2 separate regions of the Homo sapiens genome follow, and region 1 is linked to region 2. A link is a loop called in an ENCODE intact Hi-C map of the cell type or tissue named here. Cell type or tissue: GM12878. All regions are shown on one strand. Links, peaks and the distances in the headings refer to the core of each region. The heading gives the core; the rest is flanking DNA. Region 1 overlaps KIAA1549L (KIAA1549 like). Region 2 overlaps HIPK3 (homeodomain interacting protein kinase 3).

Evidence for each region. A loop is a pair of places that touch in the nucleus more often than their neighbours do. Peaks named below come from ENCODE experiments on the same cell type or tissue, not always from the same donor. Only the 100,000 strongest peaks of a DNase experiment are listed, where the experiment ranks them.
Region 1: a loop joins it to region 2, with 2.3 times the contacts of the local background. A loop is called at or near these places in 2 of 110 quality-filtered maps.

The regions. Positions count from the first base shown.
Region 1 is chr11:33,472,014-33,482,388 of GRCh38, forward strand. The region is part of intron 1 of KIAA1549L (KIAA1549 like); the gene reads left to right. Among named protein-coding and RNA genes, the nearest start is that of KIAA1549L, 100 kb to the left of the region's middle. RefSeq lists an enhancer at 6,133-6,422. In GM12878, for the core only: no CTCF peak of the experiment used is centred there; a DNase peak (open chromatin) is centred at 6,128.
Region 2 is chr11:33,356,658-33,367,032 of GRCh38, forward strand. HIPK3 (homeodomain interacting protein kinase 3) reads left to right here. Exons shown (of 17, transcript NM_005734.5): 17 at 1-366. Among named protein-coding and RNA genes, the nearest start is that of KIAA1549L, 14 kb to the right of the region's middle. In GM12878, for the core only: a CTCF peak has its summit at 5,882 (motif pointing right); a DNase peak (open chromatin) is centred at 5,935.

The DNA.
Region 1 (10,375 bases), core at 1,556-9,555, 120 kb after region 2:
TCTGAGTGTTGCCTCAGAATGAGCCAAAGTGGCTTCTTAAACTTTATGCATCATCTCCACATTCCTGTTGGTGCCTCTTTCTTCCTTCCTTTCCTTTTTTTCCTTTCTCTCTCTTTCTTTCTCCTTCTTTTCTTTTCTTTCTTCAGGACCTTGCTGCGTTACCTAGACTTGAGTACAGTGCAGTGAACTCCTGGGCTCAAGCCATCCTCCTGCCTCAGCCTTCCAAGTAGCTAGGACTACAGGCACATGCCTCATGCCTGGCTTTTTTTTTTTTTTTTTTTTTTGGTTGTAGAAACAGGGTCTCATTATGTTGCCCAGGTTGGTCTCAAACTCCTGGCCTCAAGAGATCCTCCCATTTCGGCCTCCCAAAACACTAGGATAACATGTGTGAGCCACTGAGTCTGGCCCTCTTCCTTTTAAGGACACTTCCTGGGAGTAACCTCCTGCCTACATTAATTGAACAAAACCTAGCCATATGGCTGTACAAGGGAGACCAGGAACTATAATTCCAGGGGCCACATACCTAGCTAATATTGGAGTGTTCTAATACTAAGCGAGAAAGTCATTTGGGAAGACAGCCAGGACTTTCTGTTACAGAGGCTCCTGTCTCTGTTCAGGAGCCCAAGAACAGAGAAGGATCTCAGACTGGAGAAGTCAGTAGGTATAGCCTGAAATAGTTGCTGACTGCATGTCAAAAATTTCTTTCAGGTCTCATTTTTTATCTTAAAATTGTGCACATTCTGCACCACAGTCCGTATTATATCCATGTTTCTCATGCTGCAAAATCTAATAAGTAAAATCAGTACTTTGGAGAGATTCACCTTACTAGTTGCTGCAGCTTCCCTCATTTCCTACCATGCTTCTACTTACCTCCAGGCTGTTTCCAGTTTGAGAAACAGGGCTTTCTCTGGACTTGGTGCTCCAGCTTCCAATGTGTGACCAGGAACATGAGTAGGGGCTGCTTTGAAGGCAGCCACCCTGTAGTGACCAAACCCAGAGCCCAGTGCAGGGTCTCAAATAGGGTCACAAGAAACATTTGTTGGAAGAGTGAAAGAACAAATAAATCAAATTGTGTCTGTACTTCAGACTTGGATGGCTGTGGCTGTAGTGTCTGTTTGGGGCTTTTCTGATGCTTGTTCATGTTAATCCATCAAATAGTTATTGAATGGCTATTAGGGTACCCCCAAAATCAGGGATTTGGGGAAATTAAAGATGAATAACCATAGTCCCTACCTTCAAAGAGCTTCCGTCTAGTGGGAAAGGAGGAGGCAAGTGGAAATTTTAATGTAGAGTATTAAGTACTGTAGGGTCAAACCCAGGTGCTGAAGAAGCACCTAGGAGGGGCATCTGACCCAATCTTGGGCGAACAGGGGATACTTCCTGGAGGAGGTGATGTCCAAGACAAGTCTTAGAGGTTGCATAGGAGTTGTCAGGACATTGAAAGGAGGAAGAGAGAAAGACACGCGTGAAGGCTCATTGGTGAGAGGAACTATCAGCAGTTTAAAGTGGCCTAATTATAGTTACCTTCTCAAAGGCCCTGTCTTATAATCTCATTCCTTTGCCAAGCAGCCTACTATAGTGTCCTTTGCCTAAAGACTGTGTTCTCCGCTTCCGAGCATGGCATTCAAAGGCTCTCCACCATTTGGTCTCATATGCACGTTCCCTTCGAGTCATATTAGATTAGTCCCCATTCCCTGACCATTTTCCTCATTCTCCCCTCTTGGCTAATTTTATATCCTTTATCTAGAATAACCTTTCCTATCTTCTCCACTGGTCAAATCCTACTCCCTTCTGGGAAGTCCTAAGATGCTGTATTTTAAAAACAGATTAAAAAAAATCTGTTTTTGTGTTACTATAAAGGGATACCTGAGGTGGAATAATTTATAAGGAAAAGAGGTTTGATTGGCTCTTGGTTCTGCGGGCTGTACAAGCATGGCTCCAGCATCTGCTTCTGGTGAGGGCCTCAAGAAGCCTTCTATCATGGAGGAAGGGAAAGTGCACCAGCATCTCACATGGAAAGAGTAGGAGCAAGAGAGAGAGGGAGAAGGTGGCAGGCTCTTTAAACAACCAGCTGTCTCCTGCACTCAGAGCTAGAATTCACTCATTACCATATGGAGGGCACCAAGCCATTCATGAGTGATCCTCTGCCATGACCAAAACACCTCCCACCAGGCCCCACCTCCAACATCGAAAATTACATTTCAACATGAGATTTACAGGGGACAAACACCCAAACTATATCAGATGTCATCTGGCTTGTGAAGCCTTAAATTTGCCCTGAATTGGACTTACTTTGCCCCACCTCCGTGATTCCAGAGCTCATATCTTTCATTATGCAGCATTGATCACATTCAGTCGTACACTTTAGTTATATAACCTTTCCCTTGCTCGTTGCTCTTCTGTGAGCAACTTGAGGGCAGGGATGCAAGGCCAATTCATCTTTAAGTTCCACAGAGCTCTTTCTCTCGCTGTCTTAGAATCACATGTGTGACAATGCCTGACAATATGCGATTCTAAGAGACTGAGAGAAAGAGCACCCACTTTAGACTCAAGCCTGGGTTCAACTCTCTATCCTGGCACTAATGCTATGCCTTGGGGAAGCCCTTTAACTGCCCCTTGGGCTCCTAACTTCCTCATTTGTAAAAGAGAGATAATGATAATAGCCACTTTGGGAAGTGGGTTGGAGGATTAAATGAAATGGCATCAGCAAAGAGTACTGCATAGAAACTGGCACCCAGTAGGTACCCAATAAACACCTGCCAAACGAAATGGCTGCAGCCTAATTGCTGCTCAGTTTATTTTGGTTCTGCTTTTTCCAGGCGAGGGCCTGTCATCTTCATAAACACTCCAGCGTGAGGAATGGTGGAGGAATTCTAATTATTTGGTGTTATAGACTTTTTTTGTTAATTAAGGAGGGCTGCAATATTTTAAACTCACACGGGAATATCCAAGGGAATTGAAAGCCTTGCAGAATATGTATCTTCAGGGAATATGGTGTTGAGAACTCTGGGTGTGTGGGTTTGCTGGTTGCTGCTGCGGAGCTGTGAACATTTAAAGCAGCGAGTGTGCAAAAGAGGGAGCTTCTCATTCTCCTGCAATGACTTTCTGAGCAGAGGGGGCCAGAGCTGTATATGCCCCTAACACCCAATTCCTCACCTCGTCTTTTCTTTCTTATGGAGCCCTGATTCATAGAAGCTGGAGGTAGTTTTGCCTCTTCTGGTACTGTGGCTGCTAGTGTATGGATGCATATTTATTCATTTTTTACTTAGCCTTGTTCTAGAAAAGAATTTGCAGTGGTGAGCTTGTAAATATAGCCTGTTTCTTCTCCGTTTAATGGCTCTTAAACAAAAGTGCATATCAGATTTGACTAATGAACTTTTCAAAAAATATGTTTTTGGCCAGGCATAGTGGCTCACGTCTATAATCCCAGGGCTTTGGAAATCTGAGGTGGGAGGATCGTTTGAGCCCAGGAGTTCGAGGTTATAGTAAGCTATAATCATGCCAGTGTACTCCAGTCAGGTGACAGAGTGAGATCCTGTCTCTTTAAAAAAAAAAAAGGCCAGGTGCAGCGGCTCATGCCTGTAATCCCAGCACCTTAGGAGGCAGAGGCAGGAGGATCACTTGAGCCCAGGAGTTTGACACCATTCTGGGCAATATAGCAAGACCCTCATCTCGCTCTCTCAAAAAAAAAAAAAAATTAGCTAGACGTGGTGCACATCTATGGTCCCAGCTGCTCAGAAGGCTGAGGCAGGAGGATCACTTGAGCTCAGGAGATCAAGGCTGCAGTGAACTGTGATTGTGCCACTGTACTTCAGCCTGGGTGACAGAGTGAGACTGAGACTCCATCTCAAAAATTAAAACAAACAAAAATATAGTCTCTCTCCCGCCTGCCCCCCACCCAACTCCCCCCAGGTTGGGATTCATTAAATCTGGGGTGGGCCTGGTCACATTAGTATCCTTCAGTAAACCCTCACATGTGCCCATCCCTGCTTGAGAAGCTTGGCTGTAGATCACACACATGATCTTTTAAAACCTGGAAACTCCACACAACTGGTCTGGGCAATAGCCCGTGGGAGAGACGGCAAGTTTGAATGCTTCTCAGGAAATCTATTACTGTGCTGAAATTGGCAAACTGCCAAGGCAGCTTTGAAGGGAACAAGAATCTGCAGTTTTGTTGAAAGACAAGTTTACTCTGTAATCAGGGACTTGGCTAATGAGTGCATAGGCCATGCTGATTAGGGAATAAGACATCGAGATGAATGAATGGGGGTGTGTGCTCATTGGCGAAGCTCACCTCCATCTCTCTCTGTGGTCAGCCCAGAGGCTGGTGCCAGATGTTGAACTAGAGAAGCCTCAAGCTTATAAGCCACGGGTCAAATTCAAAGAGGTTATCCAAGAAGAGGAGGAACTAGTAGATGCTAGACGCCCAGAATCCAGAGCAGTTTTGATACAGCAGTCTTTAAACAACAAAGGTCAGATAGTGTCACCATTTTGCTTAAAACTCTTCAAAGGATTCCCATTGTACTTAAAGTCTGAACTCCATACAGTAGCCTACTGGCACCTACCTGTCCTGGCCTCTCTCACCTCTCTTCGTAGCTCCTACACTTCAGCTGCTATCCCTGGAATTCTCAAGCTCACCATTCTTTCAGAACCTTGCAGTTCCTTCTTCCAAGCGCATTGCCCCCAACCTCCCAGCTCCTGCTCATCATTCAGGTCTCAGCTCAGTTGTCCCCTTAGAGGGGCACAAAAATGTGCACCCTATTACAAATAAACTCTCCTAACGTCACACTGAAACACGTTACCCTGTCTTATCTTTGCTTTTTCACAAAACCTATTCCTACTTGAACATCTCTCGTTTATTTACTAATGTCTATTGTATGTCTCTTTCATTAGAATGTAGGCTTTGTGCGTTTTGTTTGGTTCTGTATCTCTGGCACCTGTAAGAGTATTAGGCACAGTTGGGAGTTCAACAAATAAGTGATTGAGTGAATGAATGAATCAAGCCAGTAAACTGGAGCCTAGAGGGCTGACCCCCAGACTGAAGTTCTGGCAACTCATGGTCAGTGCTTGATCAGGCCAAAGGCAGTAACACTTCAGTATCTATGCAAGAAGGTTGTTATTCAGTAGTAGCAGAGCTGTGTCAGTTAAGAATAGAGCTAAGTCAGCCTGCTTCTCCAGAGGAGTCTCCCTGGAGCCTTCTTGGTGTGGCCTGAGCCCGAGGAGGAGGAGGTGTTTCTACCTGGGTAGAATGCCCCCCACCACTTTTGGAACACTGGGTGGGGAGCTGAGAAGTCTGTCTCTGATACTTCAGAAAAAGTGAACGCTTAACAAGATGTAGAAATCCAGTGAGGTATGACTCACAGAAATGTTCTCTCTGACCTTCTGCCCAATGGGATGGAACACAATAAATTTCAAGATGTAAGATATTTAATGTAGGGTTTTTAGAAAGGCACTGTGATGAATAATCTGTGGTGGAGTGCCACGCAGGTGCACGCACACACACACAAACACACACACACACACACACACGACACTACCCCCCTTTGCATGTGGTTCTCTTCGGTTAACTCTTGCTCACTTTTCCAGCCTTGTTAAGGTGCCATTTGCTTTGGGAATCACTGGGTGCTGGTCAAAGTGCTCATATTGGGTGATCTCTTTAGATGGCTTTGTCTGAGCACATCCTCCCCTCTTGGGATTGTCAGTTACTTGCTCCCACCCTCACTTCCTAGAACTGTGAGCTCCTCGAAGGACTGTATAATTTGTCTTTATGTTTCTGTCACCCAGCACAGTGTCTGATCTACCATGGTGCTTAATAAATGTCTGCTGAATGCACAGATGCATACACACACACACACACACACCACTGTGGGAAACCACTTACGTTTTGTCCAAGTTCATAGACCCAAGGAACAGCCCCAGAGGCACAGAGCACCTGCTGTACTAAAATAGGTGGAGACCTGTGAACTACAGGTAAGACAAGAGGTCCAGCTACATTTAGACAGAAGGCTTATGGTCCAGCCAGAGGGGGTGTTGGCTTGTCACATAAAAGGGAAAGGCTTGAGTGTTTCTCTGATATTTACTTCCCCTACAGTAAAAGGGCAGGACAGGGGAACCAACCTAGCGACATTAAAATCATTGTCTTCTGTGGTATGCAGATTCACCTGACCTTGAACTCACTGATGACATGGTATCGATTGCACCACCACCTGCAGTCCTGCAGCAGCAGCTGCCAGCAGAAGCCATGCTAACAGAACTCACAGAGGCAAGTTTTGTTCTAGCCTGACAAGCATGCCTGGCTTTGCAAGCCCCCCAGACGGGCAAAGGTTTCTGCAAAGCTATGTCTTGCAGGGATTGCAGTTTTGTCTTGGGGAAAACACAGATTGGCCTGAACCCGTTGGGGGAGGAACAGAGCGAAAGAGGTTTTTTCAAGCTCTGCAGAGCTGTTATAACCACATGGAGCGGATTTCAGAGCTGATGGGCTCCGCCTGCAGAAGGCTGCATAGCAACAAGGGAGGAGTTCTCCATTTCTGTCCTTTTAAAGAGCTGGTCACAGATAGGAATAGCATTTTTTTCCATCTGATTTTTATGTTGTCCTTCATGTAAACAGTAAGCCATGATTTTGCTTTATATGGACAGATAGAGTGGTCACAGTTCAAGCCCTTCACTTGAACTATCTCATTTAATCCTCAAAATATTTCTGAGGAGGTGCTATTATTTTTTTAAATTATTATTATTATGATTTTAGACGGAGTCTTGCTCTGTGGCCAGGCTGGAGCGCAGTGGCACGATCTCGGCTCACTGCAACCTCTGCCTTTCACCATGTTGGCCAGGATGGTCTCGATCTCTTGACCTCGTGATCCACCTGCCTTGGCCTCCCAAAGTGCTGGGATTACAGGTGTCAGCCACCATGCCCAGCCACAGGTGCTATTATTATCCTCATTTTCACAAATGAGGAAGCTCAGACTTGGGCATGTTGCCCCTAAGGTTACTCAGTTAGTAAATGGTAGAGCCAGAATTTGAATCCAAAGGAGATGAAGACATATATGGGATATATACAGATCTGCATATCTTCAGATATTTTTTCACCAGTGCTCATTATGTTTTTATCCTCTTTGCCTTTGTTAGGGTAGACAAGAGGTAAAGCTGAGATCATGGAAGTGGAAGCTTTCTATGGATTTGCTGGACTGAGCTGGGGGTTCCTGGGCTAGGTGCCTTCAGCTGCACTTGTAGCAACAAGGAGAGGCTGAGGCAAGGCCAGAGGGCATTCAAGTGACACTCATGCCACCTGGGAGCTGCCACCTGGCCTTCCTTCATCTGTGATTGGCCAGCGTTAGGAAGAAAAGCCAGAATGTGAAATTTACAAATGGTTTGTCGAGGGAGGGAACTGGGGGACATCCAAGTTAGAAGAGGTTGGCAAAGGGTAAAATGAATAGCCAACCAAAATATAAGGCAACAGTGGGCAGGAGGTCTGGGCTGCACAGATGACAAGCTGGCCCTTGAAGTGGCTGTGCCAAAGAGAAAGGGGAAGAAGTGCCAAGAATGGAAAATCAGTGGGAAATTTAAAAGTTGAATTAGAAAATCTGAAATGAAAGTGGCATCGGAGAATAAGAGAAGGCTTTCTGTTATATTGGAATTAAAGAGACAGAGCTTGTGATTCTCAAACCTTTTCTGTTGTTAAGAGCGTCACCCTAGGTCTGGAAATTGAATTGAGGGGTGCGTTTTTAGCAGAATTGTTGGGAGGGAAAACAGGAGCCAATGCCGGGCACATTTTTGATTGAGAAACAGATTTTAAAAGGGAAGAAAAGAAAGAAGAAAAGGCAGGACTCTCAGGACCAAGCAAGGTAGCAGAAGAGAGGCTCAGAGCTTTCCTTAGGGTCTCCATTTAAAAACTGTGGTATGTTTAACACGCAGAAACTTGTTTTGAAAGACTGAGCTGTAAGAGACAGCCTATTAGCTTGTTTTCCTAAATCAAGTTAAATTTGGCTTCAAGCCTCCATGTATCAGAGTTGGAGGGAGGTTCATATTAATGATTGTGTGTGTGTGTGTGTGTGCACGCGTGCTTAAAATAGCTTTGTTGAGATATAACCCAAATACAATACAGCTCACCCGTTTAAAGTGTGTAATTCAGTGACTTAGTATATTCAAATTACAAGTTCATTTCCACAATCAATTTTAGAACATTTTCCTCTTCCCCAAAAGAAACCCTGTACTCTCCTTTTTCCTCCAACTCTCTCAGCCCCAGGCAACCGCCAATCTCCTTTCTATCTCTGTGGATTTGCCTATTTGATTGGCTTCTTTCACTTAGTATAAGGTTTGCAGGGCTCAGCCGTGCTGTAGCATGTATCAGAACTTCATTCCTTTTTATGGCTGGATAATACTCAATTGTATAGATGGGCTTTACTTTATTTGCTCGTTCATGAGTGAATGGATTCTTTTGGCTGCTAGGAATAATGCCGCTGTGAACACTCGTGTACAAGTTTTTGTGTGGATGGATGTTTTCATTTCTCTTTGGTGTATACTTTTAGAAGTGTAATTCATGGGTTATATGGTAACTGTGTGTTTGGGATGGTGATTTGTATCCCTAAGGTTGTAACAAAGCTACAAGGGGTTACCAGAAATTTTGGGGAAGGATCTCTGGTCTTCAGTCCACATAGACACTGCAAGAAGCTCATCACCCAAGTCCTGGTGGGCCATTTGAAAGTTAGTGGTTTTCCTATTCTCCGTTTGTGCCAGACTCTTTGCAGTCTTTGTGCCAAACTCTGCAGTGAGACTGCCACTGTTTGCCAAGGCTGGGGGCCTTATGGCTTAGTTTCCTAGCAGCCATGTGTCACCCCCATCAGAAGCCCAGCTCCCTCCTAGGACATCACGTGGATGTAGGAGTCAGATTTAGCTGCTGCTTAAGGGACATGATGCCATCTCCACCCTCCGCTAAATCTACCATTAGCAACTCACATTTTTTTCCCATAGAACTGTGTCAACATTGAATTTTACTATTTGTACTTATTTTAGTTTAATGTGTTCAGTGGTAGTTTAAAGTTGCTTTGGCTTGTTTTTCTTTAATGGCTAGGAATAGTGCATTTCTGTATTTTTTTCTCGTTTAGACTTCCTTTGGGCTAAGTGGACCATTCTTCTGTGGCCCACTTAATGAATAGCATCTGGGCTTTTTGTATATATTTATATCAGTTCTTTACATGTGCTACTTTGAGTAGTAAAACTTTCATCAATTATGTTTGTCGTATTTTGATATTACTATTTATTTATTTCTCAAGGCATTGCTCTTTTTTATCTCTTCAGTAGTAAGAATGCTATCTCATTTTCACTTTTGTTAAACTTTTATTTTAGGCTAGTGGTACATGTAGAAGTTTGTTCTATAGGTAAACTGGAAATTTTTCACTTTTAATACAAATTAGATAGTTTTAATGCATAAATTGTTGCCTGGTTTAAAAGTTATTTTGTGTCACCAGGACCTAAAGTGCAATAAATCATTTTTTATTTAAGTTGGCATTTAACAGTAGTTCTCTTTTCCACTTTTGTGTTACTCCTGATATGTCATTTATTACGTTCCTTTAATAGCTTGAATTTTGTTTCTGGAATATATACCAGCCCAGGGATGCTTGCTTTTAATACAGCTCCACGTACGTTCAATAACTGCAGCTTTATAATTTGCAGTCCAGTAGGACAGACCCACCCTCACTTTTTAAAAAAGAAGTCTCTGTTATTCCTTATTCCTCTGAGTAAATTTCACTGTGTGCTTGTCTCACTCTAGAAAGTGTTCCAATAGACCTTAATGATATTGGATTAATTTATAAGTCTACATTGGACATGTTTGCATCTCTACCACCTGAACGAGGATTATGCTCTTAACTGCACCTTTTAAGCCCATGGGCTCATCCCATGTTCCCTGTAATTCTCAGTTCTCCTTCTGCCTCCTCTTTCTCTCAGAGCAAGTTAGAAATTTGCCCTTGGAGCAGAAAGCATCACACTATTCAGGTTTTCCTTATTTCTCTTAACAGAGTTTTATAACTTTCCCTAAGTCATGTGTGTCTTAAGTGAAATGAATATGCAGATATTTAATGTTTTGTATTACTATTTCAAATAGCATTTTTTTCCTGGATTTTTTTTCTTTGTGCTGTCTGGCACTAGTGTAAGCAAAGGTTATTGATTTTTGAGGATTATTTTATACCCTCAATTTTGAGCAAGTCATTCTCTGGTTAATTTTCTTGAATTTTCTAGGACTATAACCACGTCATCTTGAAATACTGACACTTCTATTTTTTTCTTCACAATTTTTATACTTTTTTTTTCTTGAATAGTTATCTGCTGGAATTTCTAGAGCTAGGTTAAATAGAGGTGGTGACAATGGGACATTGTTGTT
Region 2 (10,375 bases), core at 919-8,918:
ATCCAATGATACAGATTTGATTACTAAGTTTGAACTGTTAATTGTTTAACAATTTTAGACTTGTGGCTTTCTTTCTTTGGTTTATTTGTTTTTGCTTTTACTCCTATGCTACACTAGTTTGCCATGTAGCAATTGCACTGTGCAATATTACAATAAGGACTGGGAAAATTTTATGGATGTAATGTCTATTACGGTTTGCGATAGTATTTCTCTCTAGTTCTCAGTGATTTAAATGTGACCAAGCCTTCTGTACTTTGTCACAAAAAGCGGGTTTTCCAGGTGACTATTTTGGTGAGTGTCAAAATAAGAATTTATGGTGTATTACTGTCGATTCACTTTGAATTAAAATATATATATTGCAGCAAACAGCTTGTTGACTTTTTTTCCACCCCAATACTCCTTACAGGGTAGGGAAGGGAGAGGTTAACAATATTGAGTATCTATTAATAACTTACATCATCTTATTTAACTCTCAAAGCCACCTTGTGAGATAGGTATTATTATCTTTGTTACACAAATGAGGGCATAGCTGCAGAATGTTTAGGGAACTTGCACAAAGTCACATTGTCAATGAGTTGGAATCTGAGATACACACCAGGATATCAAACCATAACTAATCTACTTTCTATCAGTTCTTTTAAAACCGAAGTCTGAGGCAGTGTACCCGGACTACCTGCAACCATAAGATGACCCTGTCCCATTTTCCTTCAATATTAAGTTTCCGCAAATATTTTTTGAGAGAAATAATTTCTGTTCAATATGTGTGGATGAATAGGGAATTCACATGTATCTTTAATACTTAAAACATATGACTTCGAAAGAATGTGATTGTAGTAGGCCAGCTTACATCCTAAAATACCAACACCTCATAATTCAAGGATCTAACTTTCAAGGAACCTCAGTTGGAAAGTTTCTAGGGGAGCACTCCCCCAGAACACAATAGTGAGAATACGTATTTTCAATTTCTGCCTTCCCCTATCAATGTTTAATTGAAGTATAACATATATGCATTCTTTGGCATCTGGCTATTTTTTGTTAAACATTTATAAGATACATCCATGTTGTGTGTAGTTCATTTATACTCATTGCTGTATAGTAATCCTTTGTGTGTATACAGAACTATTTTGTTGATGGACATTTGACATCTGAATAGTTTCTACCTCCTGGCTATTATGAATAGGGCTGCCATGAATGTTTTGTCCATATCTCTTGGTGAACATATGCATGCATTTCCTTTGGGTATATATGTAGACGTGCATTACTAGGACATAGGGTGTATACAGATACTGCCAAACACTATTCCAAAGTAGTTAATGTACACTTATTAGCAATGTATGAGAGTTCTAGTTGCTTTATGTCCTCACTAACACATTATTTTTTGTTTCTTTTGTTTTAGTCATTCTTTTGAGGGTGAGTTTTTCAAAATAACATGAACATTTTCATTTAGGTCAAAGCACTGATCGTACATAGAGATGAAATTCAGATTTTGCAATTTACTTGAAAGTAAATTAGCCTCTTGAAAAAAATACTAAGAAGCATTCAGCTATTTAAATAGATCTAGGAATATAAATTTTTTTTCTCTGAAACAGGGTAATAGGATGAAAAAAGGGCTTTGAGCAACACATTTAAACCATTCAGCCAGTAACTACCCAGCACAGTGCCTGGCATATAGTGGGTACATCATGAGTCATTTAAAAAACCTTGAAGCATCTACTATGTTTCAAGCACTATACACGGGGCATGTACCAATGGACAAAACAGAGGTCCTTTTGCTCTTATGGATTTAACCTTTTTCCAGGGGAGAAGACTAAAGTAAGATTCAGGTAGGGTAAGTAAAGAAGACGGTACGGGGATAGGGTGACTGGAGAGGTCATGTCAGGGAATGCCTCAGTGAGGTGACACTTGAGCTGTGACAAGGAGAATGCTGGTCAGGCATGCAAAGAAAGAATATCTGGCAGACGGAGCAGCAAGTTAAGCTTTTAATATGAGCAAAATAGGAAGTGGCCATTATGGCCAGAGCATAGTGTTTGAGTGGGTGGCAAGAGATAGAAAATGCAACTGTAAGAGTGGGCATGCAGGCTTTTTGCCAAAGATTGGAGTGTAGATTTAATTCCATATATTGTAGGAGGCCATGGGATGATTTTAAGCAGGCAAACAGTATGACCTAACTTAAAGATCAGTCTGGCTGTTGAATGAAGAATAGATTGCAGGGCCAGGGTGGGAGTCGGAAGACCAGGTAGGAGGTTGCTGAAGTAGTCTAGGTGAGAGGGATGAATAACAATATTTTGTTAAGAGGTTTGTATTAGCAATATAGTCTCCCAGTCTGTGACTTACCCTTTTAGTTTCTTAACAGGGCGTTAGGAAGAGCGAAAGTTTTGGATTTTGTTCAAGTCCATCTTATCAATGTTTTCTTTCATGGTTTGTGCTTTTTGTGTCCTAAGACATTTTTGCCTATCACTAAGTTTCAAATACTTTCTCCTTTGTTTTCTTCTAGGAGTTTTATAGTTTTAGCTTTTATTAAGTCAGTTGTCCGTTTCATGTTAATTTTTGTGTCAAATTTTTACTTAATGGTAATTGAGAAACTACACTTAACACCTAATTAGAAGTGTGGTTATTTGAAGTAGAAAAGTCAGATGTTAATGTTTCATATTACCCCATTGTAAATATAATACATGGTTACAATATGCTTGGCTAATTCAGAAAAATAGATTTTTTAAAACATAAAAATGTATGTTTTCAGATAGTTAATGTACATGTAAGCAACTTCAGATACAGATATTTGCTACTTCAATCTATAGCATTGAATTTATAGGCATTTTGCATGTTTTACAAACTGCACAAACATTTGAATGCCAAAATGCAAAATTCAAAAGTGATCAGATTTATTCTAATAGTTGCTTGTTTCTTCAGTGACTGGAGAATCCAAAGAACTCAACTTTTTTTCTCATGTAGAATTTCTATACTTCTATTTTTTTATTAAAAAATACAAACAAGAAAAAGAGAGTAGTACAGTGAATACACACATAACCTTCACCTAGATTCATCAGCTGACATTGGCCTCATTAGCTTTGTATGTTTATGTGTAGTTTTTATTTTATTTAATTAATTAATTATTTTGAGATGGAGTCTTGCTCTGTCGCCCAGGGTGGAATGCAGTGGCACCATTTCGGCTCACTGCAACCTCCACCTCCCAGGTTCAAGCAATTCTCCTGCCTCGGCCTCCCAAGTAGCTGGGACTACAGGTGCGTGCCACCACACCAGGTAATTTTTTTGTTTTTAGTAGAGATGGGGTTTCACCATGTTGGCCAGGCTGGTCTTGAACTCTTGACCTCAAATGATCCACCTGCCTCAGCCTCCCAAAGTGCTGGGATTACAGGCATGAGCCACCGCGCCCAGCTTGTTTATGTGTAGTTTTTAAATTGAGCCATTTCTGGTTAATCATACTTTGCTCCAAAATACTTAAGCATGCATCTGTAAGAATAATGACGTTTTCAACTAACCATGAGACCTTATAACATCTAGCAAAGTTAACAATTCTCTAACATTTATCTAGTTTTCAGTCCATAGTCAAATTAGACATAGTCAAATAGACATAGTCAAGAATGTCTTGAAACAAGTAGCTATTTTCCCCCTACTCCACCAGCCAATTAAGATTTACCCATTGCCCTTGGCTATGGCATGTCTCTGACTACTTTTAATTCAGAACAGTCCCCCATCCATCCCCCATCTTTTTTTTTTTTTTTTTTTTTGAGATGGAGTCTCACTCTGACACCCAGGCTGGAGTGCAGTGGTGTGATCTCAGCTCACTGCAACCTCCGCCTTCTGGGTTCAAGCAATTCTCCTGCCTCAGCCTCCAGAGTTGCTTGGATTACAGGCCCCCATCACCATGCCCAGCTAATTTTTTTATTTTTAGTAGAGATGGGGTTTCACCATGTTGGCCAGGCTGGTCTTGAACTCCTGACCTCAAATGATCCACCCACCTCGGCTTCCCAAAGTGCTGGGATTACAGGCATGAGCCACAAGTTCAGGCTAGAATATTGTACATTCTGGATTTGTCTGATTGTTCATTTGTCCTAATTGGCTCATCTCTATTTTCTGTAAAGTAGAGGCTGGTTCTAATGCCTTAATTCGGTGTTCATGTGCAAAGGTAATTATAGGAGTTGCGTCATTGTGTCACGTCAGGTTGTTCACTATCAGGGATGACAGTTAAAGAGTGATGACTGGCAAATCTCTCCACTGTCATTGGTGGGGTGATACTTTGAAAGTATCAATAACATTTTACTCGGTGTTTTTAGCATCCATTAATGATTGCTGTCTGAATCTATTACACTGGGGATTGCAAAAATAGTGATTTTCAACTCTATGATTCCTTCTCTTAAATACATTCATGACCTGGCATCTTTCTGTAAAAACAGGCTTTCTCCCTGTACACAAGCTCTCTCGCTCTCTGTTTTTCTGTCATCACTATGGGTTCATGGATTTTGCTTTATTCAGTAGGTTAAAGTGACCAATTATCTTCAAGACCCCTGAATCTTTTTGACATCACCACATTTGTCTGAATGTTCCCTTGCTTTCTGGCCCAAAAGAATGTCTTGGGCTCACCTTGTACCTTTTCTGCCTCAGATCTGAAATCAGCCATTTCAACAAAAAGCCCAGGTTTCAAAGAACTCAGAGTAATTTTTACAGGTCAGGCACAAAACTAATCCCTTTGTCTTGTACTACTTCCCAGTCATGGATGTCATGGGTGTTTAATCGTGGTGTCATGATTCGTTTTTGCTCTTCTCTTAGTTTAGCTTTAATCCCATGTCTCCATTACTTAAGGGTATGTCTGATTCCTATTTTTGCAGAGATGTGGCTTGCCCAGCAACTACTGCACACTCCATGGATCTTACTGATCTTGAGTCCCTCTTAGCCTAGCACACTGATTGCAGATGGTAATTCCGAAGGCAGGATGAACAGGGAGATGAATGAGTGACTATTTTAGAGGGCATGCTTGGGAGAAGTAATGTAGTAAATGCAGCATTTACTACTCTTTCTCTAGTATTTAGCACTTGTGCCCAGTGAATGTTGAATCAATGTGGGCCCTAGGGTTTGAGGACATTATTTAGAAAATCTTGGTAATATTTGTATTCTCAATGATGATGATGAACTTGAACCAGGTGCTGAGGTGAGAGCAGGAACTGTGCTGCAGCATCGCCACAGTTCCCTTATCCCTTGTTTCATCACTTTCATTATATTTCTTGCCTTGCCCACCTGCTCTTTGCACTAACTGTAAGCTCTAAAGACAAAGGCCATTTTAATCCTGCAGACTCTGTTTCTTTGACATTTGCTATGTACCTGGCCACAGTCAGCACTAAAACATTTGTTAAATAGATGAATGAAATCAATAAACATCTGTTGAATGCAATTTAGGAGGCCCATATTTCATTATCTGCTTTGCTGCTACTATAGGTAGTATGATTTTGAGCAAGTTTGGGCTTCAGTGTACTCATTGGCAAATTGAGAGAGCCTGGGGTTGCAAACTTAAAAGCAGCAAGGGCTGGGCAGATGCCATAAGTAGATGAAGCAGACTGAGTGGGGACTGGCCGAGTGGAGAGTCAAAGCCCCACCCAAAGTAATCAGGAAACACAAGTAGGATGGCAGACCAAATGTGCACCAATGTCTACTTTTTGGAGAAAACACAGAAATATGCATGTCAGATATTGGCAACTAATTCAAAAGTTTTTTAAAAAAATTATTTTAGACATGGTGTATACCAAACACAAGTTGTCTTCAGGCCAGAGCTGGTCTGTGGGTAGGCAGTTTGCAAGATTAGTTATTTTGAGTTTATTTTCAGTTTGACGTTTAGTAATGCCGTTCAATATAGTATTGCTATGTTGTATTATGGCCAGCAGGGGGGGAAGTTTCCTAATAAATTTTTTTTTAAGTTTGGTCTCATAATAACTTTAAAGAAAATAGCAAAGCAGAAATATGAGCAGTGTAGGCTATGTCGGAGTGTCTAATTTTGTAATTTTTATTGTTAGAGACGATGTTTCTGTCTCTCTGTCACTTAGGTTGGAGGGCAGTGGCATAATCATAGCTCACTGTAGCCTCAAACTCATGGGCTCAAGTGATCCTCCCACTTCGGCCTCCCAAATTGCTGGGATTACAGGCATAAGCCACCACACTTGGCTCAGTTTTTCTTTTTCTTTCTTTCTTTCTTTTTCTTTCTTTCTTTCTCTCTCTCTCTCTCTTTCCTTCCTTCCTTTCTTTCTTTCTTTCTTTCTTTCTTTCTTTCTTTCTTTCTTTTTCTTTCTTTCTTTCTTTCTTTCTTTCTTTCTTTCTTTCTTTCTTTCTTTCTTTCGTCTTCCTTCCTTCCTTCCTTTCCTTTTTTTCTTTTTTCTTTTTTCTTTGAGACGGAATCTCGCTCTGTCGCCCAGGCTGGAGTGCAGTGGTGTGATCTCGGCTCACTGCAACCTCCGCCTCCTGGGTTCATGCCATTCTCCTGCCTCAGCCTCCCGAGTAGCTGGGACTACAGGCGCCCGCCACCACGCCCGGCTAATTTTTTTGTATTTTTAGTAGAGACGGGGTTTCACCGTGTTAGCCAGGGTGGTCTCGATCTCCTGACCTCTTGATCCGCCCGTCTCAGCCTCCCAAAGTGCTGGGATTACAGGCGTGAGCCACAGTGCCCGGCCGGCTCTGTTTCTAATTTTTATATATTTTGAAAAAGTGAGAAAGGATTTCAACCGTCCATGAATTCTTAAATTACTACTTAGACTGACTGGTTTATCAAGGAATCAAAGGAAGACATCCATTCATCCATTCGTTTCTCTGCTGTCAGGTAGACCTGCGATGTAGTACGAAAACGTGTAGATCATTTTATCTCCAGCAAAGGAAATAAAACTTAGAGGATTTGGCAGCTGGAAGTGGAAGGAAAAGATAAGAGGAAAAGAGTAACAGACATTCAACACCTACATTGTACCAGAGCCTTTTATGTGGCTTATTCTCACAACAACCCCTTCTTGTGACAAATCCTTCTTTATTTTTTTTATTTTGCAGAAAAAGAAAAGGCTTAGAGAAGCTCAGTAGTTTACTTAAGATAACACAGAAAGAGGCCGGGCGATGTGTCTCATGCCTGTAATCCTAGCACTGCAATTTGGGAAGCCGAGGCAGGTGGATCACCTGAGGTCAGGAGTTCGAGACCAGCTTGACCAACATGGTGAAACTTCGTCCCTACTAAAAAACACAAAAAATCAGCTGGGCATAGTGGCACGTGCCTGTAATCCCAGCTACTTGGGAGGCTGAGGCAGGAGAATCACTTGAACCTGGGAGGTGGAGGTTGCAGTAAGCCGAGATCGTGCCACTGCACTCCAGCCTGAGCGACAGAGTGAGACTCCAAACAAAACAAAACAAAGCAAATCAAAACAAAACAAAGATAACACAGAAAGAAGCAATGGTGAAATTCCAGTCCCTGTTTGACTCTACAGCTGTGAAAGTCCCACCTAATTACATTCTCTAAAATGCAGTGCTGGCAAATGTTCACCAACTAGCTGGGTGGGTAAGGGGGTATTCATATGTATTTATATAAATTTGTTATAAATTACATGAATATAAAGAATGGTAGCACATAATTTATAAATGATAATAAAGTATACAACAGTCTTTATTATAAATTCCATATGGCCAACTGGTTCTCATAGAATGCTTTTGTTGAGTTTTACCAGACATATAAGTATACTTATAAGTATAGACTTAAGTAAAACCTTAAGTTGGCTGTAGACATACTAAGAGTATATAGATAGACATATAGTATAGTATAGTATAGTATAGTATAGTATAGTATAGTACAGTATATCTATTTATATACTTACAGCCAGCCTAAGGTTATAATTCTTCCAACTTAAGGTTATAATTCTACCATGATTTGACAAAATCAGGCTATGAATAAATGCTTGATTACTACCTGATTTAGCCAAGAAGTTGCTCATGGTATTGATCAACAAGTATACTTTTGATGTCAGTGTTTGTTATTGTTTTCTTTTACATTTAAGACCAAAAGGAAACAACAAAGACGTATGTTAGAACTTCACTTGTTCAACAATGACATGAGTGAATTCTTTGCTCTATCTGACGATAATTTTCAAATACTGGAAGAATACGCTTTCCCTTTTTTCCCCATATTTTGTTTGTTATTAACAATGTACAACCATAGGTAAGATAAACATTTAAATATAGTCCACATTAACATTTTCTCCATAACTTTCTCAAGTCTAGATGATCAACAAAACAATAAGTCAAGCCCTGATTTGTAGTGTTTGCCAATTTTCATGGTGTAAATGCTCCCACCAAGAACAATTTCAAGCTATCTGCACAATGTCGCTGAACACAGAGCTGGAAAGAGATTTGCACCATTTAACATAGATAAGATAGACATAAATAACTTCAAGAGCACAGATAATAGTAAAATTATTCAAAGGTGATATGTTTTGAGTATAACTCATCCTTACTTTGGACAGCAGTGTGTGGCCATAAAAATGACTATAGAAGCTCAGACTATGTGATCTTTATCAATGGGAAAAATTACAATTGTTCCATGACCTTTAACATTATTTTTTTGTTAAAGCATTGCTAAGTCTCTTACTGTTGGTTGTAAATGTATAGGGAAATGAAAAAATAGAAAAGCTAATATTTATATAGCATACCAATTAAAAACATGAGAAGCATTGAGAGTTAAGCGTTTTATTTCTTTGCAAAAAAATGTATCAGTAGTTTAAATGGTGTTTGCATTCTTCTTATCATATAACTTAGGATTCACCTTTTTTATACCTTGGCAAATTGTCATACTCCTTTGCAAGTTTGGATCAGCTTCCAACATTTTATCCTCTGTGCTCTGAATGTCGTGAAATATCTCTGAGAATTTCTCTAATGTGAATCTTTTTCAGCATCACTTCCTCTCTGGGCTATCTTCATTCTTTTTGTCAGAGCCACTTTGCTCATTTATGTTGATAAGTTTGCTTTCCCTGAGTTCCTCTGGCTGCACCTGTACAGACTCTAGAACAGCAGTGTGTCAACATTCCTACAATGAGCTATTTCCTCTACAATTCCACTTACATTTATGTCAAATTTTACTTCCAGCATTGTCACTTTTTATTTCTTTGCTGCACCCTCATCTTTGTTGGTCAACTGCCTCTTTTGATTCTATCCATTTTTGTCAAATGTCATGTGGGTTCGTCACTGGAGGACAAGAAGGTAAAACAACCACACAATTTGCTGTCTGCAAGAACTGAATGACGGATGAGCAGTGCTCCATCACTGACAGTCTTTGAAAGAAGAGATGCGATTGGTCACTGATCATGAAGCACATCTATTGCCTACAAAGTGATTTGTGGACCAAAGAGCTAGCAATGAAGTTTGTACTTTATGCAATCACTCACAGCTAATATACTGTGGTGACTAAAATTTGAACTGCGTTGTTGGCAGACTGGTATTATTTAACTAAATGGTGATAACCAAAATTCGTGTATCCTGGATCCATGTAAAGTGAGGATTGCCCTGTATTTACCTTTGCTTTTAACATAATTTAATTGTAACTTTATGTAATTGAATTTTTAATGATGACTGTGTTTAACAACGGCTTCATAAAATTCCTGTAAATTTAACAATTGGCTCTCACAAGCTGGCACAAGCGAGATTTAGCACAGCACTGCAGAACCTCATGAAGCATCTGGTATTTCCCATTTATGTTAAGCAAGGGGGCTGTGGCTTGTTTAAGTTCCCAGGAAGAATGGCATAGCCAGAGCTATCATTTCAAGGCTCATATTCTTTAAACTCCCCTGATAACTGCATTCAAATAATCTAAAGGGTTACAATAAGCCTATAACCTTATTCTATATCTTCTTGGTATCCATCAAGACGATATATTTGAAAATTTAATAACTTTTAAAAAGTGAAACATTTGTTTGAGCTCTTCTCTTTCCTTCCCAGCCTTATTTCTTTCATTAATAGCTGACAGAATCTGATTGTCAGCTTTCAATAGGTTATACTGCAGTAACAATGATCCCCAAAATCTTAGTACCCCAAACCAGCACAGGCTTATCTTTTTCCCTTGTTACATGTTGCTCCCAGATTGGTGGCAGCTCTGCTTCTGTCTGCAGGTCACATATGCTCCATGGGCCTTCTTTATTTTAGGATTCTGACTGAAAGAGTAAAAAATATTGGACATGCTTTCTTATTGGAAGAGGGAAAAGATGCAGAGTTGAATCTTGAAATGGTTCTTAAAGCTTATGAATGAAACTGGCACATTGTCATCTCTGTCACATGCCATTAGCCAAAAGAATTTGCATGCCCTAGTCTAATATAAGTGGGGAGGAAAGAATCATCAGGGAAGAAGGGCACT